Regions from separate parts of the Mus musculus genome. Here all the other regions are linked to region 7. The links are chromatin loops, found by intact Hi-C in ENCODE. Cell type or tissue: heart. All regions are shown on one strand. Each heading gives the region's core, and the rest is flanking DNA. Links, peaks and the distances in the headings are about the cores only.

Evidence for each region. Peaks named below come from ENCODE experiments on the same cell type or tissue, not always from the same donor. Only the 100,000 strongest peaks of a DNase experiment are listed, where the experiment ranks them.
Region 1: it touches region 7 in a loop (2.7-fold over the local background); 14 of 42 quality-filtered maps call a loop at or near these places.
Region 2: it touches region 7 in a loop (3-fold over the local background); 2 of 42 quality-filtered maps call a loop at or near these places.
Region 3: it touches region 7 in a loop (3-fold over the local background); 18 of 42 quality-filtered maps call a loop at or near these places.
Region 4: it touches region 7 in a loop (6-fold over the local background); 15 of 42 quality-filtered maps call a loop at or near these places.
Region 5: it touches region 7 in a loop (4-fold over the local background); 21 of 42 quality-filtered maps call a loop at or near these places.
Region 6: a loop joins it to region 7, with 3 times the contacts of the local background. A loop is called at or near these places in 14 of 42 quality-filtered maps.

The regions. Positions count from the first base shown.
Region 1 is chr14:22,435,074-22,439,392 of GRCm38, reverse strand. All of the region lies in intron 2 of Lrmda (leucine rich melanocyte differentiation associated), which reads right to left. Among named protein-coding and RNA genes, the nearest start is that of 4930405A10Rik, 110 kb to the left of the region's middle. In heart, for the core only: no CTCF peak of the experiment used is centred there; no DNase peak of the experiment used is centred there.
Region 2 is chr14:23,528,167-23,532,485 of GRCm38, reverse strand. It overlaps Kcnma1 (potassium large conductance calcium-activated channel, subfamily M, alpha member 1), which reads left to right. Exons shown (of 28, transcript NM_001253364.1): 7 at 2,192-2,267; 8 at 3,966-4,136. Among named protein-coding and RNA genes, the nearest start is that of 5430425E15Rik, 20 kb to the right of the region's middle. In heart, for the core only: a CTCF peak has its summit at 2,536 (motif pointing right); no DNase peak of the experiment used is centred there; H3K27me3 peaks cover 458 bases.
Region 3 is chr14:23,398,761-23,403,079 of GRCm38, reverse strand. The region is part of intron 19 of Kcnma1 (potassium large conductance calcium-activated channel, subfamily M, alpha member 1); the gene reads left to right. Among named protein-coding and RNA genes, the nearest start is that of 5430425E15Rik, 110 kb to the left of the region's middle. In heart, for the core only: a CTCF peak has its summit at 1,794 (motif pointing right); no DNase peak of the experiment used is centred there.
Region 4 is chr14:23,044,429-23,048,747 of GRCm38, reverse strand. The region is part of intron 6 of Lrmda (leucine rich melanocyte differentiation associated); the gene reads right to left. All of the region lies in intron 2 of Gm10248 (predicted gene 10248), which reads left to right. Among named protein-coding and RNA genes, the nearest start is that of Gm10248, 48 kb to the left of the region's middle. In heart, for the core only: a CTCF peak has its summit at 2,161 (motif pointing right); a DNase peak (open chromatin) is centred at 2,167.
Region 5 is chr14:22,815,557-22,819,875 of GRCm38, reverse strand. All of the region lies in intron 5 of Lrmda (leucine rich melanocyte differentiation associated), which reads right to left. Among named protein-coding and RNA genes, the nearest start is that of Gm30926, 16 kb to the right of the region's middle. In heart, for the core only: a CTCF peak has its summit at 2,353 (motif pointing right); a DNase peak (open chromatin) is centred at 2,315.
Region 6 is chr14:22,442,714-22,447,032 of GRCm38, reverse strand. The region is part of intron 2 of Lrmda (leucine rich melanocyte differentiation associated); the gene reads right to left. Among named protein-coding and RNA genes, the nearest start is that of 4930405A10Rik, 98 kb to the left of the region's middle. In heart, for the core only: a CTCF peak has its summit at 2,294 (motif pointing right); a DNase peak (open chromatin) is centred at 1,472; H3K27me3 peaks cover 283 bases.
Region 7 is chr14:21,984,000-21,988,318 of GRCm38, reverse strand. Zfp503 (zinc finger protein 503) reads left to right here. Exons shown (of 3, transcript NM_145459.3): 2 at 35-1,115; 3 at 1,803-4,319. The coding sequence starts at 786. The coding sequence ends at 3,431. Among named protein-coding and RNA genes, the nearest start is that of A330001L22Rik, 3.3 kb to the left of the region's middle. In heart, for the core only: CTCF peaks have their summits at 295, 494 and 2,165; DNase peaks (open chromatin) are centred at 348, 1,068, 2,128, 3,328 and 2 weaker places; H3K4me3 peaks cover 4,000 bases; H3K27ac peaks cover 3,438 bases; H3K27me3 peaks cover 1,102 bases.

The DNA of each region.
Region 1 (4,319 bases), core at 108-4,107, 450 kb before region 7:
TTATTATTGTTGTTGTTATTAATAATGATAATGAAATAAACTATGCAAATGTGGAGAATGGCTTTAGCCCTAAAACGCAGGCAGTAATGTGGTAATTTATCCAATAATAGAATCGCAAAGTGATTTTATTTGCTTTTATGGCTCCTTTCTTTCAGAGGAGCTGGGCATCAATAATGGCGATAGTAATGAAATCAACTATGCAAATGTGGAAATCGTTTTTGTCCTAATGTACCAATTTAGCCAGCGAAGAAAATTCAACACAGCCTGATGGGTCTCCCAACACCCTGGAGCCAGGGCTGCAAGGCCAGCCGGTGCTCAGTATCCACATAGGAGGATTGTTTGCTAAGAGCAAAAGCCCTGTCAAAGTCTGCTCTGTGACAAAACCTTCCTTCCATAGTCAAAGTTTTAGGAAAAGCCTTCAATGACTTGAAAAAGAGAAGAATTTTAACATGGGAGCATTATGTAGCTTTTTGTTTGTTGGTTGGTTTTTGTTTGTTTTTGTTTTATTGTTTGTTTGTTTTATTTTGTTTGGTTTTGTTATTTTAGACAACCTCGTTAGCCCAGGCTGATCTTGAACTAACTATGCAGCTGCAGATGACCTTAAACTTCTGACCGTCCTGCCTCCACCTCCCAAGTTCTGGGACTACAAGTGTGTACCAGCTACCATTGATTTATGCAGTGCTAGGGGTCAAACCTGGGACTTTGAGCATACCAGGAAAGCACCCTGCCAACTGAGCCACACTCCCAGCCAAAGACGCATTGACTTTAACATGATTCCTTTCTAAGGAAGAACCCCCATAAGTAGGCCCCAGGGTAGACAGGGGGCTGCCTTGAAGGTACCACTTAAAACAGACCCTCTTGATCCAGACTCTTTCCCTAACCATTTCCTCTTTGTGAAGCCCCATTTAATTTGTCTCTGATATATACTCCGAAGGAGTATCTCTCCAGCTAGCCAATAGGAGAGTGGGAGGCCTCACAGCAGTTCTAGATAACTTACAGAGCCGACCTCTAAGCTCTGGGTTTGTATCCCTCACTTCTCCCCTACATAATCTGGGATAGCTCCTTCCATGATAGGCTGCAGGGAAAATACACAACAGGATGCAAGACAGACTCAGAAGGCTTAGAACTCTGGACAGAGGTCCATACAGCCGTCTCATTAAACTGCAGACTGAAAGGCCTGTGAGATCCTTGAAGGCAGAGGCCTTAGCTTATTTCTTCTCTGTATCCCCAGAGCTTAGCACAATACGTGCCCAGTGAGCACTGAACAGAGAAAGGAGGGGTGGATGATACACAGAAGTAGACTTCCATGAAAGAGTGTTCTACCCATGCACACTTAAATGCTCAAAAGAAAAAGATGTGCACATTTAATGAAGCTCGAGACCCAGGTAACCTAAGCTTTCACTCTAGGCCTCAGTACTGGTCCATGTTTATAGATTAATGAGTCCAGCATCCAACGACACTTCCAACCTCCAGCCTATTCCCAAGCCTTAAAACTCCAGTGTGGGGAAATAGCTCTTCCACTCTGTTCTCCAAAGATTCTGAGCTCCAGGGCCTACAAAGGACCTCTTCCAGGGCCTCTTTCTTGGCCCTGTTTCTGAACAGAGCGATGGCTCTCATACACTGTATATACTGGAGGGACAGCTGGATTGCAGTTATAAGTGGTGGGTGACTGAGAAAGCTGGGTGTCTGTGTGGAGGCCTATGGAAATGGAGAATGGAGCTGGATCCATAAAGACAAGGGCAACAGAACTTCAGAAGGGGATCTTATTTGGACTGTAGGCCAGAGTCCCACCACTGTCAAGGATGGATCTATGTATGGATCTCTACTTCCAATCTCTACATGAGTTTATTAGTTGTCAGCCTCGGTCACTCCCCTGGGGCTGGTGACAATGTTGGAAAGTGGCTAGCTGAAGACACGGGAGAGAAGAAGTGGACCTGGCACGCAAACCTCAGGTTCAAAAGCAGATGGTTGATATTTAAATAATAACTAAATGAAAAGAAAACTTCTGCAGTCGGTTCTAATTAATTCACAGCCAACATTTTCTCCTGTTCTATTAGTTGCCGTTACAGCAACACATCTTTCATTAGAATCATTAACATAATTTGATAACGGATGGTATTTGATTTCTGACTTTTGCACTTTGACTTGAAGCTTGCTGCAAGATGTAATCTTGTTGATTGGCTTTTTTTTTCTTTCCCCCAATGAACACTCACATGACATTCCTTTGTTAACTGTAATTAATGTTCGCATTTGTCACAAGTTGTATTATTTGGGAAAGCAGTTGTGATGATAAAAGATGTGACAGAGATGCACACATGTCCTCTTCTCCAGAATGGCTTCATCCTCACTTAGATCGGCATGGCAGAAATAAATGAAATAAGTCAAGCATGGATTTGTTTTCACTGTCAGGGTGTATTGTTAAAAGAGATGCCTTTCGGAGAAACCAATGCAATTAGCTTGAGAGAGAGAGAGAGGGAGAGAGGGAGAGGGAGAGAGGGAGAGAGAAAGAGAGAGAGAGAGAGGGAGAGAGAGAGAGAGAGAGAGAGAGAGAGAGAGATTAAACCATGAGTGAAGTATAAAGGCAGACAGGGACTCTGAACTGAGGTTGAAGGAGCAAGGATGCTCTACCTCGTGTCCACTAATAACAGGTCTGAAGACAGAGGCTACTCTGGGACCAGTAAGGTCCCAGCTATATCTGTAGAGTCAGTGGCTCACACTGGTTTCCTCTCAATTTCATTCCAGGGAAGATGACATAGTCCAAGAACCCAAATTCCTTGTATGATCCAGGAGATGTAGAGGGGACTCTGTGAGGAGAGAGGCTTTCTTTGAAAACATGAATATTTAACCCAGATCTCCAGAAGCCAAGTCAAGATAGCTATGGTGACATAGGTGTATAATCCCAGCACTCCTGTGATGAGATGGGAGGCAGAGACAGGGGAATCCCCCAAAGCCTGGCATACAAAGAGACATGTAATCCTGTCTCCTCTCATGGCTACATGTACATGTGCACACAGCATGCATGCTTGGACATACATTCAGGATCAGACTGGAGCTGCTGTACAGTCCCCTTGGCCTGACAGAAATGGCCACTTTGAATCCAGATGGATGTACATATGAACTGCTGGGGTTAGGGACCATGGCATGAGGGAGGACCCTTGTTCATGCAGGACTGAAAATCGCCCATGGCAGCCTCTTCTTGCCCAGGCCCCTCCTCCCCTCCTTCCAGTCCAGCCTCAAAGGGGCTTCCGCAGTTGTGGACTAATGGCCTGCATTTATTTTAAAGAGGCTATTTTGATCCTCAAGAGGTACTTAGGGGGAGCTGGGAACCATAAACACCTCCTTTTTAAAAAATTTGTTTCCTTTTTCCCAGCCTGTAATTTAACTCTGACTGGCACCACTCAAACCAAGTGTTCCCGGCACAGACTGCCACCAAGTCAGCCCTAACATGAGCACAGTTTTATGGCCCAGTTAGAAACCCCTTAAAACAGGGGTTTGAGAGGGAAACATTTGACAGACTTAACTCTCTCGTGGTGCAAATGTGCCACAATGACATAGCAATTAGTTATTGAAAATACGCAAAGGGATTACAGGCAGTTCCAAGTTGTTTCATAAATATGTCCCCTTTTGGTATACAATCAGTAATTATATCATTCTTACTCGACTGTAAACTTCCTGGCTATGATTTATATCTCATTGAAATCAACACAAAAGTATTTGTTTTCTCCAAGGAAGAGCTCAGACTCTAGTCTCCCAGACTCACACACATCAAAGCTGGAAAACTACTGTTCTGTCTCAGCAATGTAAATAACATCATCCACCGACATGCATGCAAATGAAGACAGAGGGCTCTGTCCAGAAATATTTTTCTTCTGGGCCTGATGTGGATTTGCATATTGCTCCCCAGAGAACATTCCTTCACTGGAGTGGAGTCAACTGGAGAGGAAGATGAGGCCCAAGACCATTTTCTGGACCTTGTCCTCACCCCCACAGAATGAGTGTTTTGGAGAGACTAGGTTATACTGGATACCAAAACATCCATCACTTGCCCATTCCTATCTAAGTCCAGGGTGCTACAACCACTGGCCATAGCTAGAAAGGTCTAGGAGAAATCATGACCTCTCTGGCGAGGTGGATATTCTTAGCTGTTAGATACCCAAGGTCCTGGGATATGATAGGATAAATAGCAACTACACAGTAACGGTCTGCGAGACCAGCTGCTCAAGTAAACAGAGCAGGTGGGCTTGCATGCTACCTCTATTATTAGGATAGGCACCAGATAAATCTTTCTAATTCTAACACAATGGAAAATCTGACCCATT
Region 2 (4,319 bases), core at 93-4,092, 1.5 Mb before region 7:
CACAAAGTTCCTGAAAACTCTGGCAGGCTTCTCTGTTGGCTGATGTTGATGTTGGCTGAATTCCACTGGATTATTTAGTAAAGGAAGTCCTTGGTGGACACCTTGGTCTCCCATGTCAGTAGCTGTGGGGAGATTGGTCGTTAGGAAGTGATGATGGGCAAACTACAGGGTAAGGGAAAAGAGGATCCCTGAGGCTTCCTATAGTGTGTTCCCAAGCTACTTAGATGAGGCCTGCCACTTGTAGCTGTGATTCCCAGGCAAGCTATCTACACCCCCTAATGCTCGGTTTCCTCAATAGTGAGTGACAGTGGTGTTCTCACCTACCACCTGCATTAGCAGAAAGAGTGAAGAGGGGGAGGACGCAAGCAAATACTTAGTACATCAAAAAGCCCCAGCAGTCCTCAGGGACCACAAATGGTGGGTGATCCTGGCGAGGACCAAGATGCCCAGGATGGACAGTCTGCTGTTTTGCTGGCATATGGTTTCCAACCCCGAGGATGTCATCCCACACACCTCAAAAGGCTAGTTTCACCCACAACTTTGGAAGTGTTTACTCATTCTTGTCCTGAACTGTCAGAATCAATGCCAGGCAAACCGGGAACTTGGATTCCTCTCTTCAGTTATATAAATACAAGCAGAGAAAGCTCCATTCCTCATGCTCCACCCAGGAAACATGATCGCAGCCTTTGTTAGGAGGCCTCCCTTACGAATTCCCCAGGCTGAGCAACAACAGCCTCCATCCTGCCCTTTTAGCGGTATGCTCAGGATCCAAAAGCTAGCAGCCATCAATGCCACTGACATGACACTGTGGCTGTGCAGTAATAGATCTGAAAGTGGCTGAAATGGCCACATTTCCATCTCCAACTGTGGGGCCTACTGAACTAAACTTGTCAGTTTCCCAGTTCCCCCAGATGATCTTGAAGGATCCTATGAGAAATTAGTCAGTATACATCAAACATCAGCATGATGGTGTGTGGGTGCACTGCGTACATACTGTGAAAGTCTCAGATGTCACCATTGTTAACCTTCTAAGCCATTAGAAAGTAGATAATATATTACCCAAGAGAAAGAAATAGGCAGAAAGAGGGCAGTGTTACCATAGATGGATTACCCAAAGAGAAGGATTAGCTTCTGCGGGGGTTGTGTCTTAGGGTTTCTGTTGCTGTGAAGAGATATTCTGACGGCAGTAACCCTTATAGAGGAAAACATTTAATTGGGGCTGCCTTAAAGTTCAGACGTTCAGTCCATTATCATCATGGTGGGAAGCATGGCAGCCTGCGGGCAGATGTGGTGCTGGTGAATGGGCTGAGAGTTGTACGTCTTGATCCACAGGCAGTAGAAGTGACTGTGTACCACACTGGGCATAGCTGGAGCATATGAGATCTCAAAGCTCACCCCTACAGCGGCACACTTTCTCCAACAAAACCACACCCACTTCAACAAGGCCACACCTCCTAATAGTGCTTCCTCTGGGCCAAGCATTCAAACACATGAATGTATGGGGGCCATACCTATTCAAAGCACCACAGGCTGCATAGGGCCGGGAATGGGAGAACAGGAGGTGGGAGACAGAGTTCTTTTCTGCAAGATGAACGTGATGGAAACACCATTAAATATAACTTCAGGACAACTGGCATTTAAATTGGGATTGTATGCTAGATCGCATTGCTGAATTCAGTTCGTTTTCTGATATACAGATGTGTCCAGATTCTACTGCATGGTGTCTGCTCTTCGGAGCAGAATGCCGCGGTGATTAGAGGTTGGGCGGTGATGTCCACAACACAATGGCTCAAACAAAACAAATACAACCAGAAAGAATTATCACACTGAAGAAAATAAGACATACTTGCAGAGATGATGAAGTCATGGGGAAATGTCAATTTAGGTGAAGGATACACAAATTTTATTTACTCTTCTCTCTGGTTTCTTTTTAATATATATTTGAAGGGTTTTGTTTTAGACAAGTTAAGTTTTAGCAACGTTTGAGGGGTTAATGTAGGGTCTGGCTGTGATTTTCCTACAGACTCTGTTGAGAGCCTCATTCCTGACCAATGTTTCTCCCCTGAGTCAAATTTCCTTATGATGACAGCAGCCTGCTTCTGCCCCAGAAGGGAGACTGTGACACCATCGGGCAGTTCCATACGGGTCTTCTCTCTGTAACTTTGGGACTCTTCTTGTCTCCTTTGTACAGTAACTCCATCAAGCTGGTGAATCTGCTCTCCATATTTATCAGCACGTGGCTGACTGCAGCTGGATTCATCCACTTGGTAAGTAGCTGGCATGGAGCAGGCCCTTGCTAGGCCGTTTTATTACTTAACATTTGTTTTCTTGGAAAGAGACAAGTTTAGCTGTACATACAGGAAAGTGGGACAAGCTACTCAATTTTCAGAATTCCCTACCCTTAACTTCCACCCCTCAAACTGGTTCCAAATAGTGAGTAATGTTCCTAGGACCAACCGACATCTTTCAGCTTCACCTGTATTGCTTCAGGGAGACTTGCCTAGTTTTTCACTCTGTATGCAATAACCTCAGAAGGCCACAAGATGGCAGTGCTTCCACAGCAAACGCCCAGGAAAAGTCTGGCACCTATACTGAAAGTTTGAACTTCAACAGCTCTTTGTAAACAACAAATGCAAATCCTGGGATCTGTCCCTACTTCTCTCGCACAAAAAAGCTGCTTTTGACTGTCTTGCTAGATGACTTCTCAAGTCGTTTCAAAACCCCCAAATGGTTTTGTTTTTGTTTTTTTGTTTTTAAAAACTAATGACTCTTTGAATGCTATTACCAAGTCAAACCTTTCCTACCTCCCCAAGGCAGAGTTCTCTAGCCTGCTTTCAGAGAGAATAGTTACTATGAAATGTACATTTCATCTGCACATAAACTGTTACAATCAGAAGAAGCCCCCACCAGACTATAAAACTTAGCATAAGTGACTTTGTTTCCATCTGCTAAACAAGATAATTGTGGATTTTGCAAGAGTCCTATACATATTTTAATTATGTGTATGCCTGTGTTTTACTGTAGGGATATGTGCACATGTGTGGATGTACCCCTGGAGGGAAGCAGAGGGCTTTAGGCTCTCTAGAAGTGAATGCTGGAAATTGAATTCCAGTCCTTCTGCAAGAACAATGGTTCCTAACCATTGAGCCACGTCTCCAGTCCCTGTGTAACTAGTCAACCTTCACCTTTTATCATTCAGTTCCTTCTGAAGCCAATTGCCAGTTCTGGGCTCAGGTTCCCCAAATCCTGCTGTAGCCCCCACTCTTTGCTCCCTGCTGGGCTTCAGCCAAGCTCACAGAACTGAGCATCTGCGCAGACCTCAGGAACTCTGCAGCACAAGCAGAAACTATTGGCTCAAGGGCCATTTTGAAGACGTCTGCAGCCATTTCTCTGATGGTGTGTGTGTGTGTGTGTGTGTGTGTGTGTGTGTGTGTGCATGTGTCTGCAGTTTCCAAGAGGTCACTTCTCTTGTTTCGGAGGAAATTTCCAAACCTCGGAGCTCAGAATTGCTGGTGGGCTCTGGTGAAGAAAGACAAGCAGTCCCAGAAGCAGAGATGATGCTTTGGATTCAGGCTGTAGATGTGTCCCAAAGATGTTGGGTCTGGTGTTCTTAGTTACACGAATGAAAGGAAAGTCTAGAGTCTCAGCAGGAATCCCCAAGGGACTGGCAGAAGGAAGCATCTAGCACCTGCCTTAAAGAGATGCTGTAAAGTGTATCAAGCATCAGCGATGCGTAGGAAAGCACACCAGCGCTGCTCCTCCTCATCCCTGTCCTGATACCCCCTGGGGTTTCTGGTGAATCATGCCTTAGTGACTAGCAATGAGAATCATCTATTCTGTACTGCGAATATGAAGCGTATGTAAAAAACAACTTTCAGGAGCTCTGGGCATCCTGGTTTGCATATACTGTACATATGAACATCTGATGGCTTTCTTTTCTCTCCCTCCCCCCTCCCTTGCTGTAGGTGGAGAATTCAGGGGACCCATGGGAAAATTTCCAAAACAACCAGGCACTTACGTACTGGGAATGTGTCTACTTACTCATGGTCACAATGTCTACAGTGGGTTATGGGGACGTTTATGCAAAAACCACACTTGGACGCCTCTTCATGGTCTTCTTCATCCTCGGGGGACTGGTAAAAAAAAGCCCTCTTTCTTATTGTATCTATTTTAATGATTATTAATATTTTCCAATGCCCACTTCCTTAGACATAGTATTTTTAATGTGTTTTGCACTGGAAGCAAGTAACTGCCTTAATGCAACCAGGAGAGCTAAATCCAAATACCATAGTGTCTTTGTTGCATATTTCTTTAGTGTT
Region 3 (4,319 bases), core at 148-4,147, 1.4 Mb before region 7:
CTGGCCAAATTCCCATGTAGCTGGTGGGAGCGACTATGTGCTCAAGTGAGGTCCTCCGACCCTTGATCCTCTTGATCCAAGTGTCTTACTCAGATCATGGGGAGGATGTAAAGCAATTTTTTAGACAGACACCATTGCTTTTAATGTTGATATGGCAAAGTCTGAATTATAAATACCTTCCATCTATAAGATGTTATATTGTTTTACATGGTGATGAGGAAGTTGTGGGGAAGATATGTCACTGATGCTGTGGGCAGAGAAACACTACCTGTCATTTTTTCTGGGGGTGGGGTAGGGAAGATCACCGAGACGTGATAGCAAAGGAACGCAATTAAGGTGTTTCAATGCTAAATCAAGGAGGAATAATCGGTAGATAAAATCAGCGTGTTTGTGTTAGGAAGCTGAAGTCTGGATTGGGAGGACCTCAGCATGACATCTTCCTGGAAGTACTGAAATCTTGCCTTTCCAATATACTTCCCTACCCACAAAGACTCATATAGGTGTTGAGAGCCACCCTTTTGGTTGTTGCCTGAGCTATTTTTGCAGTTCTTAGAGATTAAATCTCAATAACTTTTTGAAATTAGAGTGTGTTTCTCTCGGCCGAGTGGGTCATAATGTTCTTCTGCTTCCTTGGCACCCAAAGAACAGTTCTGCCCTCCCCTAAACCCCAGAGCATTATCATGTGATAGTGTGGCTTGAGATAAGATCAGGGTCGACAGAGGAATTGTCATTTTTCATTTCTTGGGCCCCTTTGATCCCATTTGGGGTTTATATTTTCTGAGTGAAAATACAAACCCTATTGCATTCTTCTGTCCTTTAGAGTCTTTTATTATTCTTATTTTTCCCCCTGTTAGAGATCTAATCCGAGTCTTAAGTGGCGTGGCCATTAGTTATCACCACCAGATTCACAGCCTACCTGCACTTTAGTTCTCTTACTACTGAACAGAAACCTCCCCTGATGCACAGCAACTGCTGGCTGTGGAGCTACCATCCGCATCTCATGGGTACTTGGTGTTAATTTATTTCACAGTTTCCTTTGCAGATATAATCAGACACACTATCACATCCCGGCTTCTCCTCTTTATTGTGTTCCTTTGCTATCACGTCGTCTCGGTGATCTCCCCCCCCCCCCCAGAGAAAATGACAGGTAGTGTTTCTCTGCCCACAGTATCGGTGACATATCTTCCCCACAACTTCCTCATCACCATGCAAAACCATATAACATCTTATAGATGGAAGGTATTTATATAAACGCCTATAAGGTATTTATAATTCAGACTTTGCTATATCAACATATTTCCCAAATGGCATTGTGGTCAAGGAACTTGTTCTCCAAAAATGGGGGGAGTGGGGAGGGGGAGGAGAGAATGTTCTTTTCTTTCTCAATTGTAAATAAAGGAGAAGTTAATAAGGGGAAGCCTTGCCCCTGATTCCTCCATATTTTGAAATGCGCGTTGTGAATCTCATGTTAAATGATCAGTTGTATTAATAGCACACTGTTAGAACAAAAAGGAGCTCTCTCTGTTGATGTATTTGGGTATTTACTGGGTGAGTTACAGAGCTTTGTGTATTAGAATTGGTTTGTCAACAATTAGCATGCTAGGTTTTTATATAACCTATACTTCAGGTAACAGAAGATTATTAAACTTCAACCAGTGGGTTAGAAATCTGCTGACGGGCAATAAAATTCTTACGTATAACAGCGCTGGAGAACTGCAGTTGTACAGCTGCACATTGAGGCTTAGATTGTGAGATAGATGGCCTCAGATCAGGGGGACTTGAAATATGAAGTAACCAGAAGGTGGCACTGCAACCCTATAAATGAAATGCTCCCTCCCAGATGGCCTCTAAATGCCTATCCTCCTGCCTCACTTCCTGCCTTTTCTCTTTCTCTTGATTCTCCTTTATTTCTCTAAGATGGATATCTGAAACTCTTTTTGCAAGAGATATGCATCCATTAAAACAACACCTCTCAACTTGCGATATTTCTTTTAAATCCAATTTGCCCAGTCTAATGCTCACTTGGAGAAAGTTCCAGCTAAGTAAACATTCACTGAATTTAAAAGACAAAGACCCAGAAAGCAGAGTCAGCCTCCAGTTGCCTCCCCACCACCCTCCCGCTGTTGCTGAGTGGAATGGCCATGTCTTTAATCTATTGGTTATACAGGTTAATTCCCACAGTACCCATCAGGATATGGAGGGCATGTTTATAAAGTTAATAAATAGACTGGATTAATATCCGTCTGAAAATAATTCCAACTTGATGCTGTCTCACAAAGAATTACCAAGTTAGAATCCATGTTCACCAATGGGTGTTGCTTTTCTCTATGGGGCCAGAAGTCAGTCCTGACACATGGCATAAGGGTTTATTTTTATGTCTTGTTTTAGATTTCAGTAAAATTATTTTTAGAAAAAGTGATTTGTTTTTCAACCTGGGCATTATCAATGAGCCAAATAAGACTACCAAAATAAATATTAAATACTTTTTAAAAACATAACTATAGGCAACAACTGTTTATTTCTTCTATCTATATGTATAGCCTATTTTCAAATTTATTTTTTAAACCAAAGATACATCTTTAAAAAAAAAAAAAGAAAGAAAGAAAAAGAAAAGTACAACATGTGATAAATACTGCCTTGTTTACGAGACAGACATTTTTATTGAGAGAATAATTTACCTATTTTCTTTAGTATTCTACCTGTTAGTAACTTGGAAGATATACTTTACTTATGTTGTAAATGAATAATAATTTTAATTCATTAACTTTGAGCGTCCATTAGGACATTTCTGTGCTGGGCTTTTGAAACTTCCAGGTATAAGTGGTGGGCGCTGGCCAGTGCTGGACACTCTTTGCCTTGCCTGTGTGGTTTACAAAGTGTTATTAATCCGACCAAACCACACAGCACATGGTGGGGAAGCAGTTCCCTGTCCAGGACTCTACTTCCAAGAACTGATTTTGTTGACAATGACTTTTCAGAAAACAATTGTCATTAGTTTTCAGTAAAAGCTGGTCCCTGCTGGCCTCCCTTCCAGATCTCTGCCCAGACGACAGGAAACAACAAGCTGAGAGTCAAGGATAGGTTGATCACTCAGTAAGACATCAGCTTCCTATAACCCACAGAACCCTTCTCCAAGAGGTTCAGTAACTTTATCTTGCCATCAGTTCCCCTGCTCGGGATAAGAAATGTCCATGGCAGACCCCTGCACTTAGGTTGTATGCGCTTCTAATATGTCTTATCTTGGACAAAGTTATAAGTGTAACTTTGTAGCAGCCTGAAGGAAATTGGGCTGAGCTAGGCAGGGTTTCATCATTTTCTCCAACGAGTTTACTTCCCACCCACCAGAATAAAGGGGAAAAAAGTTTAAGATGATCTGACTTGCTCAGGTATTGTCCAAAGTCTGTCATTCGGGATGTGAAGTTTTATAGCATGTATCTATCCAAGACTCTTTAGCTGTGTGCTCAGGTACCCTGGTTGTTCCATTCACAGTGATCCTCTTAGAATCCTTATATTAGTATTTTCAAGGTCTTTGCTTTACTCGTTGCTTCCACCCTCTGGTCTCTCCACACTTTATTATTGCCCATTTCTACATTATTCTCAACTGTGTGTATCCGCAGAGGACCATGATCTTTGGGCACACAGAAACCCAGGCTGGTATGTCTTCCCATCTCATTCTTGTCTCTAAACTTATTTTCTGTGAAGGTCCCACTGGGTAAGACTGACTGTCTGGGGTGTGTATTGATCTCTGATGTGACATTGTCATATAATTCTTTTGTATGGCTAGGTTTATATAACTTGTGTATTACATATTTGAGGGTAAATCTGTCTTGTTTATCTAGCTTAACTTGTCATTCTCATTTTTTTGATGTCTTTTGGAGATTTAAAAGGAAAGTACAAGAAAAAGCAAAGTCCTGAGGTTTCATTTAATTATTACTTTATTTACTTATTTATTGCTTCATTCATTCATGTATGTATATATGTATGCATGTATGTATAGAATGTTGGGAATTGAACCTAGGAACTCGTGTTTGCTAGACAGTTATTCTACTCTTGAACTTCATCCTCAGCCCAGTTTTCCCAAGGTTTTGGTTGAATAGACAGGCATGAGACTCAAACATTGGCATTCTACAAATTTCCCTGGTTCATTTCCTTGGAAGCCAGAACTTTAATCGCCAAAGCAAATCAGATTTTCCCTGGCACAGCAGTCTTTTTTTTTTTTTTTTTTTTTTTCCTTTTGTAACCTTCTAGGTGGAGTCTGGTAGGAAGTATTAGAGAGTTATTTTGTGGCTGGCTAGTTATGTGGCCTTTAGTCAATGGCT
Region 4 (4,319 bases), core at 107-4,106, 1.1 Mb before region 7:
CCTTTCTACTTTCAGAAGAGTATGACTTCATTCCCATGTAATATTCCTCTACCGGCTTTTGCAAACTATGAATATAGTCCAGTGACGTCTTATCTTTTCTGCCATCATTTAGTGGTAAGAGCCCCATTTCCCAGAGTAAATTTGTGTGTTGTTGAATTACAGCAGGAGAGGTTGAGCTGTCTGGGAAAGTTTGGTCACATTTTACCATGTTTATCTCTGGCTGATTTCATTTTATTTTTTTCATTATTTCTACCAAGGTTAATCCCACCCTATGAATTCGAGATCTTGGGATGTAAATCGCGGGTCAGTGTTTTTATCTATGACAAATCATATTAGATTCAAGGTTCCATTGATGCCAGTTCTTCCTCGGGCTGATTATTTCTACTGGCAATGCTTATCATAAATTAAAGGACAGCTTTTATTTGTTTCTTAGCACCTGGAGCCCAATGTGGACATTCTAGATGTAAAACAAGATTCAAGTTATGGGGTTATGACAGGATGCTTTCTGTAAACACAGTGAACACAGAGTCAGATCTCACAATATGGCCATTAATTCAAAGGTTAGGATGCAGACAAAGAGCCTCTCAGATTAAACTTAGAGAAATGTGTGCTTGGCCTCAGTGCTCAAACACTGAGATGGCCTGAAGGGTGGTTCATAACTATCCCTTGAGAGTCTAGATTGTGAAGCCTGCTCAGCCGGATGCTGGGCCATGTCAGGCCTCACCCTGTATCTGAAGGAAGCACAACACCAGGGGGAAAGGCTCTAACTGTAGTGAGGTGACTGTGACGGGCAAGCATCCTTGCCTCCAGACCAGGGAGGCTGGACAACTCAGGGTGAGAGTGAGCAGACAGGTTGACATGTCATAAAGCAGAGTCTGTAGGAAATATGCTCTGGGCTCCCAGGGCAGTTGAAATGAGGCTTGTCATCTTAGGAGGAAAAGGAGTTAGGAAAGGGAGGACAGGAGGACACACACACACACACACACACAAACACACACTTTTTCTACATAGCAAGACCAGTTTTCCCTTTGTGTATGCAAGTTTTAGACATCCTTGTCCATTGATCAGACGCCCAGGCACCATCCCTGCTGTCTCTCCTTGAGCCCACGGATATCATGGCCAGGTGAAAGATACTCCAGACCTTCTGAACCATCACAGAACATGTATCCACTAAGAATCCTAGTTAGGAGAGCCACTGGGCCTTTGCTCACATGTCCTTTCCAATTTGTTTGCAATATGAGCAGGCCCTCTATGAAAGACCCTCGGAGCCAGCATCTATCTCTCACCTCCACTCACAGAATTTTGATCAGAATGAGATATGGTAGAAATAAGAGACCAAATCTACTTTCCTTGCTTGAACAAGTCCCCTCCCTCTTCAGAAATAAGTTTGTAAATCTTGCTGGGCCAAGCTTTGTTTGTTTACTTATTTGCCTTTGCATTGTCAGTTCTGTTCTGTCCCAAATAAAAAATGAGAGCAGAGAACACCCTTCTTCCTGATGTCCGAAAGAGCAGTTTACTTACGCCCAGCTGTTAGCATTACTTTGTCCTTCCCTGAACTCTTTAGTCAGACACATAATGCTAAGTTCTGCTTTTATAGCTTATTTTTCAGGTGTATTATTTATTTGTTCAGTCTTCTTCACAGGCACAAGGGCCTCCCGAGAACTTCAAAGATCACCACCAACAGGACACTGGCTCATCCTTTGCTGCTTCTTCACGGAGGGCAAAAGGAGCTGTAGAGTGGGCCAGCAAGAGGGGCATAATGGATGTGAGAAGGGCTAGATTCCAAGGTGCACGCTAAGATGGGATGCAAATCAAGTGTAGTTCATCAGGTGCCTTTCCAGCAGCTCCTGGATGGATCTCACCCTGGCTGTCATTCAAAATGGACAGTGCTCATGTGGGAAGACTTCATGTTTCTGTTTCAAGAGAACGAAGAAATCTTTCAGAAAGGAGACAGGGGCCAGAGGGTGTGTGTGAGGAAAGTACAGAGGGGAAGAAGGGGGAAAGAGAGGGAAAGGGAGAGAGAAGTAGAGGGGTGAAAGAAAAGTAGAGGGAGGAAGGAAGGGAGACAGAGACAGAGACACAATCACACCCCCTCCACCACTCCCAATATCTCTGTATTTATCCTTTCCACTTCATCTTTTGAAGTCAGAATCGTAGCCACTAGAGGGCAGCATGCAGTTAGGAAACAGCCACGGCTTTCTTTAAATAAATAAGGGCAACTATTCAGGGAAGGCCATTAAAGCCACACTGTGCTTGTGGTCACCAATTACACGTTCTGTAATGATCAATATGTCATGTTTACCCAATCTGAGCTGAAGGCTATCTGGGACTGAGGCTACCAAAGGCCCCCCTCTCTATGACACATTTAGGTTCCTTCTGCCTCCGTTTCAGGGGACTAGTCTTCCTTACCAGCCATGGTTAGTTTTAGCTCAGGGCTTTGGTTTTGGATTTGTTTTTTGTTTTTAAATACTACCTGCACAAATATAAAGAAGCATGCAAACCAATAAAAACAGATCCTCTCTTAGAAAAAGGAAACAAAAAGCACTTGTACCATGGGCACTCCCCCAAAGAAAAGTGACATCCATTGGCGTGGAGTTACCATTCTCTGGGAGCATATTTTAAGTTATTTTTATTTTTTGACTCAAGTGACCATTGGGTCAATACACAGAAATCATGGCTGCTGCTTTTTTAAAGGCAGGTTTTTCTTGCTTAAAACCCAATGAGTGTCTTCCGTCCCTTCTCAGAATATCTAGTCCAGAGTCATCACTCACACTGAGAACAGCAACCGAGTGACCTCCCATACTCTAAGAGACATTGGTATGTGCAGCTTCCACAGATATTAAGCCCAACCTGGTTTTAAAGTCCAGGAAATGGCATTCTAAACTAAAATCACATGGAATGAAAATAATTGAGAGGATTCAACCCAAGATGACAAAAACCAGTTACTTGGTTCTTCTCCCTCCACCCCAAGTAACACAGCGCAGAGTGCAGCAGAAGCCCTAGCAAGCAGGACAGGGCTCCTGCCCTCTTTCTAGGCATTCTCTCAATGTAACAGTCGTGTGACAAAGCAGCCACAAAGGAAAGGTGGGGCCCAGTTAATTAATTAGATTATTATCTCATGATTAAGTGGAAACTTTGAGTTCTCTCTCACCCATAAAAGCAACAGTCTCACTAGATTTGCCAGAGTGGCTGCAGTTGAGGGTTACCAGTGAGGATGACACAATCAGGAAGTAAGATGGGGGTGGGGGTGGGGGTGGGAGAAGTGAATGCTACTCAGAAACACAGCATCCTTCCTCTGCACAGACTTCAGAAGGGTTCAGACAGCAGATTCACACACACACCACCAAGCCCAAGCTACATCTTAGGTGTTCAACAAATAATTTGTATAGACTGGTGATGGAAGTCAGAAGGCAGCCTCATCTGTCATTTTTTCAATTTATTCTATCTTTTAAGACAGCCTTTTGGGGGGGGGTTACAGATTACCCATTCAGCTACAGTGGGTTTCCAGGACTCTCTAGGCTGGGGTGATAAGTACATAGCAATATGCCTGGCTTTATCACGCATGCTTGTCTTAAGAGATGGAACATGACTCCTCAGGTTTGCTTCCCACTGAGACGTCTCCCCATATCTAAGTTGATATTTGTGGACTGAGCACAATGGCCTAAGGGTGCTTCGGAGCCCATACATTTGACATGCCAAAGAGTTGGGTGTCCTCTCCCTAGGAACTGGTTCTCCTTGACTTTCTCTCCATGGGGACCATCCCCAAAACTTCCAATTTAGTGGGTCTGAGTCTGGGACGAGAAATTTGTTTCTTTTGGAAAATTCCCAGATAATGTTGCAGAATGATCTTTAAGAAAGTCTGTTCTAGAACAACCTAAAGGCCCCTCCCCACCCTGCCCTTTTCTTTGGTAAAGTAAATGCCCTCATTTTTATTCATATTTAAAGTTAGAGACACAAAGAATCTGGCTAGTTGAAGATCTTACTGTATTGCACTCTAGTAAATAGAAGTTTTATTTGCTTCCCAAGAGCAGCCAGAAAACAAATGGCACCTAAAACAGATAAGTAATGACTGACTGAAGCGAGGGACAGCTCTTGTCTAGCACAGTATCAGGCCCTTAGTTCAAACTTCAGCACTGAAATAAGAAAAAAAAAAAGATGCACAATATTTGGACATTCAAGCTTTCTCCCATTTTGGGGTTTTATTTTAGTGGCATGCTGATTGCATTAACAGGAGAAGAAAGCAGAGAATGGGGTAGGACTGGGGGTGAGCCTGTAAAACATGATTTATGAAGTACAGAGCAGGGGGAATTGGGAAAACA
Region 5 (4,319 bases), core at 133-4,132, 830 kb before region 7:
AATTCACTATTATTTATGCTTTTGAGCTTTTGAGCTTACTTGGGTCCATTGCAGCTACCGGATATTCCATCTCTTCCCAGTTCTCTGGTGACATCACTTTGGTGTCTCAGAGTGGGGTTGATGGTAGAATTTCCAAATGGTGCAGATTAGGGTTTGATGTATAGGCCTGCTGTTTTGCTAAATTTAAGAAGGTAGTGGAGGAAATATTAATGATGCAGATTAAACACAATAGGGTTCTGTATCTATATCCATTAATTATGAATAATACAAAAATCTGAAGAAATAGCCATCTGATATACAAAAGCCGTTTCCAACTGGGTAAAGTAGCTGCTGGCATTGATGAATGACTAAAGTTGTGATGTGCTCATTAAGATAAAGGGACAAACAGCAGCCTGCACTCCTGTCAGAGGTACTCTTGTTATCAATTACAACCACAGATACAGGCAGCAGATACCAGAGTTGGGCCCAAATCATTCTAAATGTCTGAGAGAATCAAGCAGCTGGATAAAAATTTGGGAGATTATATACGCTTGCTTAACTTCTACCAACTATGTTCTATATATCTATAAGGTAAATTAATATATAATAATTTATGTATATGTATGACATATTCATACATTTTATACAGAGGCCTTGCCAAACATATATCCAACACACACACACACACACACACACACTATATATATATATATATATATATATATATATATATATATATATATATAGTCTTTTAACCAGTAACAACATAGGGAGCATGTTTGAAGTTGTGAAGGAAAGGGGTTATTTTCTGGCCCAAGAAAAAACACAACAATAACAACCTAATTAAGCTTCAAGGATTCCACCTTTGACAGTTCCAAAATTTGTGTATTGTTTTCCTCATTTTCTCTGCTCAATGTTTCCAAGATTTAGAGATAGGATCTTTTTGGCTGTGTGATTTTACTTTTTTTTTACTTAAATTCTTTAGGCCATACTATTCTTGACTATAAAACACAATGGTAACAATAGTTATAAGCAGAAGGAAAAAGAAGAGCAGGAGGAGGAGGAGGAGACCAAGATACAGTAAACATTTCTGGCTACTTTGTGCCTATAACTGTGTTTATCACTTTCCAAGTATTTATTAACTCACTCAGTCTCCAGCAGTACCCTACAGTTACAACTCCCAGTTTGGTTTTATAGAAGAGGAAGCTGAAAACCAACCAAGTTAAGAAATTGGAGTAAGACCTCATTCCGGTTCTTGAGTTACCAGGAGCGCTGGAGCTGAGCCAGAAATCCAGGCAGTGTTCCTCCAATAGCCCCTGCCTGGACTAGCACAATGAACGCAGACCCTCATTAGTTAGTATCAAAGGAGACACTGATCTTTCCTACCACTTATAACATATTAACTACGGTTTCTTTGTGTTCCTCTAATTTCATACCCTTACAACTTGACTCTAAGCTTCTTAAGAGACAAACATGCACAGCTCTTCTCACCCTTCCCAGCATCCACCTGCAGTGTGTGTAAGTGCCTACTCAATGAATGTGCTTTCATGCACCGTACATCTCACTTACTGAACTCTGAGGCCCTAAGTGATAACCAAAATCAGTCTACAGATGCACTGTGTAACTGCAAGGGATTAGCCATCTTCAGCAAATCACTGCCAATGGCATTTTCCATCTGGTTTTGTAGGGCTGTCGTGGAAATAATATTATGTCATGGTAGTCCTACAGGCTTGATTTATTTTGGCTTAAAAGGAGGAACTTGTCTCATGTGTCCTTCTTCCTCTCACAGAGGTTTTTATTTTTATTTTTCCCCCCTTCTCAAGGGCTGAGGGTCAAGTTCTGTCCTTGGAACCAAAGTAGTTTTCCAAAATGAGGTGAAGCAGCCTTGTCAAGCTGGGCCAGATCTGCTGTCAGAGCCTTTCCCAAATACATCAGGCCCTCTGCTTGTAAAAATAAATTGATACCAATGCACGAAATTTATTAGGAGATGACAGCCCGGTTCATAATGGAAATATGGAGAAAACATCATCCTTCAAAGCTGACAGTTTATCCATCATGCCTCAGATTCCTGAGATAGAAGCAGACGCTGTCACATGCAATCCGCTGAGGACACATCTTCTTGGGTTTCCTTATGACAGGAAACTGAAATAATCCAGAAGAAGGGAAGGGCTTGTGCTATCCTTAATGTGCTCAGCCATATATTTTCAGCATCACAGAAGGACCATGTGGCCAAGGCAATGAATGATGGAGGAAGTAGGGCGGCTGGAACTCTCAAAGGCCTCTCCTTTTCTCTTGGGGGTGATGAACTGGGGCAGAGGTCACAGGGGGTTATGGACCATGGTGATGGACAGCAATGCCCTGCTATGCATGAACAAAACCAACAGGTGGCAGAACAGCCCTGAGCACAGGCCACAGCTGGCTCAGCTTCAAGTCTGAGGTCATCTTGCCCTCCCTACATATTCTGCTCAGTTTTTTTATGTCTATTGATAAATTGGAGACAATTTAGAAGAGCCATTTTAATGAGGGATCGATGCAAGAATATTTCTGGGGATCACACGGGGCCTGATTCTCTGCAAGCTTAATGAGACAACCTGCTGCACCTTGTATGAAATAATTGTGTATTCAAAGCTCTTTTGCAAAATATAAGTTTGGTAGTAAATTAGAATGAAGTAAACATGATATTAGAGGAGAAAAAAATTATTATCAATTTCATTTAAACATATTTATATTTCAGACTTCATTCTTTGGAGGTTCAAAGTTATTATGGTTAGGAACTTTTTAATGTATTTATTTTTAAATACTTATGTTTTTATGTATTTGTATATGTGTGTGTGAGCCTTTATGGGTTTATGTACACCATGTATGAGTAGGAGCCTATGGAGTCCAAGAGAGTGCATCCGATTCCATGGAATTGGAGTTAACATGTGGCTGAGAGCAGCCAGGTGGGTGCTGGTAACTGAACCCAGGTCCTCTGCAGTGGCAATAAGTGCCCTTAACCCCTGACCCATCTCTTGAGTCTCTGGGAAGCTTTTTAAATGAGATAATTCAAACTTTCAAATGCACAGAAAGTTATCAATATGAAACAGAAATCTAAACAGATAAGGACAATCTTAATGGCCTCTTAGTCTATTTTTAAATATTGTGTGTGTGTGTGTGTGTGTGTGTGTGTGTGTGTGTGTGAATGTATGCCATGTCTGTGCACACAGAGAGAAAAAGAGGACACTGCATTTCTCAAAGCTGAAATTACGGGTAGTTGTAGGCTACCAGACAGAGGCTCTGGAAATGAAGCAGGAGCCTTTTCAAGAGTAGCAAGTGCTCTCCACACTGAGCTGTCTTGCCAGGCCAACCTGAAATTGTTAACCCAATCTTTATATGAGGAAGGAAAATCTTAAAGGTTCCATTTAAATGTGAATGTGGCTGGGTATAGTGGCTCCTGCTTACAAACCCAACTTTGGTAAAGTTTTGGAAGGGGGTTGTTAAAAGTTCAAGGCTAGTCTTAGCTACAGAGTGAGTTCTATGTGAAAAGACTTATCACCGTGGGTGGTGGTGACTCAGCTCAGTGGGTAAAGGTGCTGGCTGTTGAGCTAGACACACTGAATTCAATATCCAGAGGGACCCTCATGGTGGGAGGAGAGAACTCACTGCTACAAGTTGTTTTCTGGTCCAGGTGTACACAGCAAGATACATGTTCAAACATGTACATCACACACACACACACACACACACACACACACACACACACACACACAGCCACATGCACCAATGAATACAATTTTTTAAGAATTAAAAACTTATTATCCAGACACTTACACATCAGTGCTTGCTGTGGCATTACTCACAGTAGCTAAGTTATGGGAACTACCTATCTGTCCAACAGCAGAGGAACAGAGGAAGAAAGCATGGAGCACTTGCACAATGGAACATTTCAAGCCATTAAAAAAGGATGAAGTTACACCATTAACCGGGAAATGGATGCAACTGAAGTAGCTACAGTAAGTGAATAAGTCAGCCTCAGAAAGATACGTACTGCATGTTTTCTCTTCTTTGTGGATCGCAAGGTTTGTAAAGATACAGACAATCATATATGTACAGATGGTGTGCAAGTACAAGAGAAACTCACTAGTGCAACAGACCAAGGGGAGGATCGATGTGAGAAAGGGGGTGTGCTCAGTGTGCGTCATCCACTTCCACAGAAATGGCCTATGTGACACAGAACTAAGTGCAATAAAAAATAACCACATGAATTTAAAATAAAAAAAGTGACTAAGGTACAAGGCATCTTTGCTTGAGTGTCCGACTAGTTAGGAAACCATTACTACATACAGGACACTGCAAATAAA
Region 6 (4,319 bases), core at 187-4,186, 460 kb before region 7:
ACACCAGTGTAAGATATCCACACTGTAAACTCTACACACCCTGGTCTCACATTCAAATAAATAAAGTGACCCCTGTCATAATCTCCACATTCATTGTCACATATATACCTTGCTCTTCCATTCCTGAACCTCTTCCCCCACAGACCCTGAATCATGGCAGATACTTAAATTTTTCCAACTGTTGTGCCTCCAGCTTCTGCTAACAGACTTTTACAAAAGCTGTCCCTGAAAGCCCTCCCTTTCCACAGCTTCCTAGCAAAAACCTTAGCCATGTTTAGATCCTAGTTCTGATGTATCCTCTTCCAAGCAGCCTTCCAAGATCCTATGTGCAAAAGATGTTCCACTTTGTTCCTTCACCCCTGAACTCCTCAGCATCTATCAGGACCAGCCTCTGTCCAAGGGAATTTGTAGACTGTGAGACATACCTTAGCATGTATGATAAAAATAAAGATCCAAGAGAAAGGACCTTGGAGGAGGAAGGAGGAAAGACACACAAATAATATCAAGCTCTGTAGCACTGTGGGCAGCTGGACCTTCCTAGAGCTCAGGGGACACAGGAGGCTGAATAGAAGGCACCGAGCTAACCCCATGACAGAAAACTGTCACTGGCACAGGCAAGGCTTCTCTTGAGTGACATTCCTAACCTGTCCTGTTCCAGGCAAAGGAGTTTTAGGGCCATGCACTGGAAATGGCAATACTGCAGGGACACCCACAGCTTCTGCTGCAGCCTGCTTGCCTGCCTCAAGCGCCCAGCAGGATTCTGGGCTGTCATAGATACTTGGCAAGTATTCACAAAGAAACCCATTTTTCAAGTTCTTTGAAGGTGGGGTCTGCCTTTTATTTTCTGCCTGGCACAGTAGATAAGAATTCAAATCACACATGCTAAGTGAAGAAGGTTGCACAGTTTAACTTAATCCCCCACCTCCTGGCTGGGCTGGGACCAGGCTATGTGAGCTGAGCCCACACTTCATTTGTTCCTCTCTCTAGTTTGCACATGCTTATTCAGGCACACACTGCAGACCCATCCCAGCTCTTGTGAAGCTTAGCACTGGATTCAGTGAAGAGGTTCAGTAATCTCTCTGGAAAATGCACCAGTGACCAGAGGAACAGCACAGGAATGCTAGAAGATTCTAGGTCATTCCTGAATATGCTTGCTTTCCTGCAGTTTCTGGTGTCTTTGCTATTTAGGAACTGTTCTACTGTATCTAGGAACTGAGGTAAGCATCTACCAGGAGAGCTGCAGTTACCCCACCATATCTCCCATGCTTCTTTGAAATCATATCACGAAAAGGATATGCCAAGAAAGTGCCTACAGACCCAGTCATAGCCAAGGACTCAAACAAAGACAAATTATGTAAGCCTGAGCAACGGCATCAGGCAAGGGAAGGACAAGCCAGGTTTTCCAGCCAATTTCAGAGCAGACCAGCTGCTCTGCATCATTGAGATATCTGCCTTCCTAGGACACCAGACATAGGTCACCCATCAGTCATTCATCTTTTTGATGAATTGTGCTGTCCGGCATACCCTTTCCAAAATGTGCTTCTAGATGGTGAGGGTGGCTCAGGGTGACTGTTCATGCCACATTCAGCCCCCACAGCCAACTGAGTCTACTCTCTGAACTACAGCAGGAAACGCCTACTTGTCATCTTGCTCCAAGCAAGGAACAAAGCAACCCAATGGTGTATGAACTGAAATTTGCCTGGGGAGAAGCATTCCATGCCTGAGTTTATTGAGACCTGGCATCCTTGGGACCTGATGGGGAGACCAAGGATTTATGGGCATGACTCAACTCCGATATGCTTCAAACCACATGGCTAAAAATGAGTACAGGAGACTTGGCTGCTCCTCAAGGCTCTGTTCCCTGTTCACAACATCTTGAACAAATCATGTCTCTCTGGGCCCCCATCTTCCCCTCTAAAAAAATGAGAGAATCACCTCGATGTCCATTCCCCTTTGTGCCACATGCTCAAGTTTAGTCATGAGTGACACAGCACTTAGCACTAATATCCTTGCTACGGGATTTGCATGTCGATAAGGGAATTGCATTCATTCTATTTTTCCACCAAGATGCTGTTAGAGTAAAAATGCCTCAGGATCCCCTGCTCTGATGAAAAGTGTGTGTGTGTGTGTGTGTGTGTGTGTGTGTGTGTGTGTGTCTGTGTGTGTGTGTTATAGTTTTAAGTAGAATGAGAAACAAGAAAAGGAGATGAAGGATTTGAACCTAGCTCTTTTACCATGAACTTGATTTTATTCCATTCATGCAAAAGAGCCACATAGGAATCATTCTGACCACCAGAGGGCTTTCCACACTGACAAAATGCATTAAAAAAGACAGAAGATGGTGAAATTAAAAATTGGAAAGTTCCAAGTTACACTGTTGAGCTCTATAAAGGACTGGGCCTGAATTAAATACGATTAAAAAGGAAACCCGAGGTTTCCTTGAGTTTGGCATGTTTCTCTATATAGTGGGGAAGAAAAGCTGCCATTCTTCCTAAATGTCAGAAAAACATTCAAAGTACTTGTCTGGGCTGGGAAGCCAGCAGGACATTTCAAACGATCTATTGCCGTTTTAATCACGGAGTCAGTTATTAGTTCCCGAATGCTAGAGCATGGTTTGCACCCTTTGGCTTCTTCAGTTGAAAGTCAGAACTGCCCTCAACGATAGTGCACTGCAACCCTCGAGGCCATTCATGTGAATGTGGAGTGAGAGTGGGTGGGCTACATTGTGACGTCACAACAGACTTCTCCTGGGGAAGATGACAAGCTTGGTGAAGGGTGAGCCTGAAGGTATCGAAAAGAGACAGCACTTAAAAGGAAAAACAGCGCTGAGCGTGGAGACCACTTCCATCCCCTGAAAATGCAAAAATATGTAAACAGAACTGCAGATATGCAAAAACTGAAATTTCCCTATAAGAATTTTCTTGTATTTTATCATCATAAGCTAAATGCCAAATAACTGACGAAATGCCTGATCAACCTTAGATCGAAATTCTTAGCATTTACCAATAGTCTGGCTTAACCAATGATATGGCCCTTGGCAGAAATAAAAGCAACACGAAAACAAATGCCATACTAGAAAATAAAAAAGAACTCAGGGCTGGAAAGAACACTGATTGTTCTTACAGAGGACCTGAGTTCAATTCCCAGCAACCACATGGTGGCTCACAACCATACGTAATGGGATCCATTGTCTTCTTCTGGTGTGTCTGAAGACAGCTATGGTGTGCTCATATACATAAATAAACAAAACTTTTAAAAAAAGAACAGAAAAGAAAAACCAAACTCTTACTGTAGCCATATCTGCACCATACAGGGCAGCCCAGAACCATGAGGTTGACTGCTGCCAGTATCCATACCAATGACAATGGACAAAGCCGTCCACGCACTTCAGCCTCTTCCTTATGAGGGTAGCACAATTCCCATCATTCCACAGTTATCCAAGTCAATAACAGCCATGGAAAATCTGGCAAAGGGTTCACAGTCCTCTCCAAATCCAAGAGAGCCACAGGACTGTTGGATAATTGCTATACTAGCTGGTAATTCATCTGACTCACGGCCCCATTGGGTGCCATGCTTCTAGAAATATCCTCATTAGTTAAATCATGTTTCCCTTTTCCCCTCCTCAGGAGTCAGACTCAGAGCTGGCGGGTAAGGAAGAGAGCTACTTATCCTTGGCATACCCCAGGGCTCACACTTTTGAACCTGTTTGGCATGCTTCAGGAGAATCAAGGTGACACTAGCTCCCTGCTCCCAGAGGGGATTCTGAGACCCAATTTCTCCTTGCCAAGTCCAAGCAATGGCATTGACAAGAGAACTCAGGTCACTGTGGCAATCCTGCCCTTCTCTTGCAGGGCATTTTAAACCTCTGACCAGGTAGGAGGTGTGGCTATTAGTGGCAGTTCCACTCTTGCTGTAAAGTATCCCCACAGTCAGTACCAGGCAATCAGTCTTTAATGTCAGCCATAACCTTCATAAATGGGTTTGTAACGAGAACCCCTTGTTTGTCACAGGGAAGGTATGATTGATGCGGCCTACGAGTGAAATGAAGCCGCAGTGACCATCTCAATAACATGAACAGCTGCCAAATATTCATTTAGCAGAATGAGTTTAGAAAACTTTGAGCAGATTGCTTTCACAAGGCTGCCTTCAACAAAAGGAAACATAATTAACGAGCTAATATCAGCATGTGTCTGGCTAAGCTAATGAATATCAAATTACACAGAAACTTGTATAAATCATCATTACCCTGAATTTTAATTGAACTTGCAATTAAACATGACAAATTTTATATACACTAAACCTTTAATTTATACTTTCAA
Region 7 (4,319 bases), core at 251-4,250:
TCTTAATTTCTGAAAAGATTTTTTTTGTATACAGGCTCCCACTCATCCCTGGAGTTGACTGTTCAGCAGGTATCCACATTACCGCCTGCGTTTCTTCTCCCGAAGTCTGTTAACACTCCCTCCCTCCAAAGGTTTCAGTTTGTTTTCCTGCTGGGAAAACGAAGAACGACGAAGAGAAAAAAGAAGGAAGGCGGTAGATGACAAACGTAGAATAAATGTCCATCTCGTCCGGGTAGCGAAATCGAGGGAGGGGACAAGCCGAGGGGCGGCGAAGAGGGAGCTGCCCATTAAAACCAGCTCTGAGATTCCTGGCGGTGGCGGCGGCGCGGGACGCGTCACATCCCCTTGACCCTCCAATCACCTCGGGCTCCCATTTGATTGGAAGGCGGCAAAGGCTTTAATCTCCCCCTCGGTGCAGCTGCTTTTGAAGTGAGTTTCCTCGCCAGAGCCCGGGCTGGACAAGCAGCGACACACATCGCAGAGCGCAGCGCCGGCTCGGGGCCGGGAGAGCGCAGCGCAGGGCGCAGCCCGAGGCAGACACCGCGCACCGCGGGGACACTCCCGCAGTCTGTCCTGCTCTTCTAGCCCCATCACGGCTCCGCTGCGGGCCACCCAGGATTATTCGCTTCTGGCTCCCGGCGGCGAGAAAGCGCGCGGGGCTCCCGCGTCCGCCGCGCCAGCTCCTCCTCCAGCTGCTCCCGCTCCCCGGGCGAGCGCGCAGCCCCGAGCCCGCCCCGCGCATCTCGGAGCCCTCCCCCCGCTGCTCCCATGCGCGCGGGTGGGTCATGAGCACAGCGCCCTCGCTTTCTGCCCTAAGAAGCAGTAAGCACAGCGGCGGCGGCGGCGGCGGCGGCGGCGGCGGCGGCAGCGGCGGCGGCAGCGCGGACCCTGCCTGGACCAGCGCGCTTTCTGGAAATTGCTCCGGCCACGGCCCAGGCTCCTCCCCGGCCGGCAGCACCAAGCCTTTTGTGCACGCTGTGCCCCCCTCTGACCCCCTGCGCCAGGCTAACCGCCTGCCCATCAAGGTGCTGAAGATGCTGACGGCACGGACTGGCCACATTTTGCACCCAGAGTATTTGCAACCCCTGCCTTCCACGCCCGTCAGCCCCATCGAGGTAAGGACCTTCTCTCGGGGTCAAGCTGAGTCCCCTACCAGGGCTGCCTTCCTGTGGGGTTTCTTTCCCCCCTGGGATCTGGGGCTCTCGGAGTGGGGGTGGGGGCAGTCGAAGTGATTCAGCTCCAGGATGGGAGGAAAGGACAGTACTTCCTCAACCTTAGTCAGTAGAGAGCAACGAGATGAAATTGGGTGCAAATTCTAAGGGGCAAAGCCACACAAACTTGTCTCCTTTTTGTATTAAAGTCCCTATGTACCTAGCCCTCCCCCATCGGCCCCTAGGCGGACAAGGGCCTGTATACTGTTCCAAAGTCGCCTTCCTCAGAAGCTAGTATATTTACACAGCCTCGGAGGCGCCAACCACTCAAGCACTCACACTTTAGAATCAAGGAGTGTGTGCTGGGGAAGAGGGTACAATTCTGGATCTAAAGGGATGAAAACCAAAACATTTGCGAGAGATTGTTTCCAAATCTAAGTAGTGACTTAAAGAATTCAGGAAGGATCCTAGAGCGACCAGGGGGTTCTGGCATCTTTCCCAAGGATACGGAGTGGGGTGCCACTTAGAATTGCGCCTGGAAGTTGAAATGCTTTTCGCGGGCTGTTACGAAGGGCACTAGAACCCTAAGTGCAGGTTTCTAAAGGGTTTCTCTCTTTCTCTGTGTGAACCCCTCCCCATCTGACTCCGCAGCTGGACGCCAAGAAGAGCCCACTGGCGCTGCTGGCTCAAACATGTTCGCAGATAGGGAAGCCGGACCCTTCGCCTTCTTCCAAACTCTCCTCGGTCGCCTCCAACGGCGGCGGCGCGGGTGGTGCAGGCAACGGAGCTGGGGGCGACAAGGACGCCAAGTCGGGCCCCTTGAAGCTGAGCGACATCGGCGTGGAGGACAAGTCGAGTTTCAAGCCTTACTCCAAACCCGGTTCAGATAAGAAGGAGCCGGGAGGCGGCGGCGGAGGCGGCGGCGGCGGGGGCGGCGGCGGGGGTGTTGCTGCAGAGAAGTCAGGATTCCGGGTACCGAGCGCCACCTGCCAGCCATTTACGCCCAGGACAGGCAGTCCCAGCTCCAGCGCCTCGGCCTGTTCGCCGGGAGGCATGCTGCCCTCCGCCGGGGGTGGCCCGGAGGGCAAGGACGACAAGAAAGATCCGGAAGCTGGCGGCGGTGGCAGCAGCAAAGGCTCCGGGGGCGCCTCGGCAGACGGGGTACCCGCCGGGCTGGGGCACGGCCGGATTAGCTGCGGCGGCGGAATTAACGTGGACGTGAACCAGCACTCGGAAGGGGGTCCAGGAGGCAAGGCTCTAGGCTCGGACTGTGGCGGCTCTTCCAGCTCAAGCTCGGGTTCGGGCCCCAGCGCGCCCACCTCGTCGTCGGTTTTGGGCTCCGGTCTGGTGGCCCCGGTATCTCCCTACAAACCGGGCCAGACAGTGTTCCCTCTACCCCCTGCGGGCATGACCTACCCAGGCAGCCTGGCTGGGGCCTACGCTGGCTACCCGCCCCAGTTCTTGCCACACGGTGTGGCACTCGACCCCACTAAACCTGGCAGCCTGGTAGGGGCTCAGCTGGCAGCGGCCGCAGCCGGCTCTCTTGGCTGCAGTAAGCCAGCGGGTTCGAGTCCTCTGGCCGGGGCGTCGCCTCCATCAGTGATGACAGCTAGTTTGTGCCGGGACCCATACTGCCTCAGCTACCACTGCGCCAGCCACTTGGCCGGGGCTGCAGCCGCCAGCGCCTCGTGCGCTCATGATCCGGCCGCTGCAGCAGCAGCGCTCAAATCGGGATACCCGCTAGTATACCCCACGCACCCACTGCACGGCGTTCACTCCTCGCTGACGGCTGCGGCCGCTGCGGGCGCCACACCACCCTCCCTAGCCGGCCACCCCCTCTACCCCTACGGTTTCATGCTCCCTAACGACCCGCTCCCCCACATCTGCAACTGGGTGTCTGCTAATGGGCCGTGCGACAAGCGCTTCGCCACTTCCGAAGAGCTGCTGAGCCACTTGCGGACCCATACGGCCTTCCCAGGGACAGACAAACTGCTGTCGGGCTACCCCAGTTCTTCGTCTCTCGCCAGCGCCGCAGCAGCAGCCATGGCTTGTCACATGCACATCCCCACGTCGGGCGCACCGGGCAGCCCAGGGACTCTGGCGCTGCGCAGCCCCCACCACGCACTGGGACTCAGCAGCCGCTACCACCCGTATTCCAAGAGCCCGCTCCCCACGCCCGGTGCCCCAGTGCCGGTGCCTGCCGCCACCGGACCATACTACTCCCCTTATGCCCTCTACGGACAGAGACTGACCACTGCCTCCGCACTGGGGTATCAGTGAGGGCGGCCCAGAGGAATTTGGAAAGAGGAAGGATCTGGGGGATGGGAGGAGCGAGGGAGGGGCAGGACCCGAGCGAGGTTCCTGACACCCGCAGGGGCAGAAGACCCGGGCTACGGAAGGGAAAAGAAAGTTTAAATCTTACCTATCCACCCAACCACAGAGATCGAGAGAGCCTGGATGCGAAACTTCTCCTCCACCCCTACTCCCCCAATCAAACTTTATAAAAGTTGAAAAAAAATCATTTGACTTTTTATAGAAAAAGAAGGAAAACTAATTGAAAAAGTGTTCATCTGAGGACTTCGCCGGTGAACATTGGTATTTATTTATGTTAGCTCCAAGCGGACCCGTGGTTCAAAAGTGCATTATTTAGTTTGAGCTCCGTAGGTTAAAAGGAGGAGGGGGGGAATTAAAACTCGAGGGTAAATATGTGGAAAACAAACCCTCCGATCCCTTGTAGAGTATAAATAAAAACAAAGCCGCTACAGAATTAGGGGTCTTCTCTTTAATGTTACTTTAAAATTGCTATGATTGTATTGTGCGTTCTTATTTAATGTCTGATTGAAACTCAAATTTACATGCATGTTTGTTACAAAAAAGAAATGAAAACGACGAAACAAAATAAGTCACAATTTGTCAACTCTGATTTCAAATTGCAATTATTTTTAAGGTGTATACCATCGAAAGAGAATGGGTATTTTTTTGTATGTATTCTGGAAGAAAACAAAAAAAAAGGAAAAACAATTCTATTCCAAAACCTCATTTGCCTTATTTTGTTCTTTAAAAGGAACACTTAACTATTTTTAATTTTTAAGTCCACCCGCTGAGAAGGGGACAAGGTTTACGTCATGTGCTAAAATAATAGACAATGTATCGCTTTAAAGATTAAAA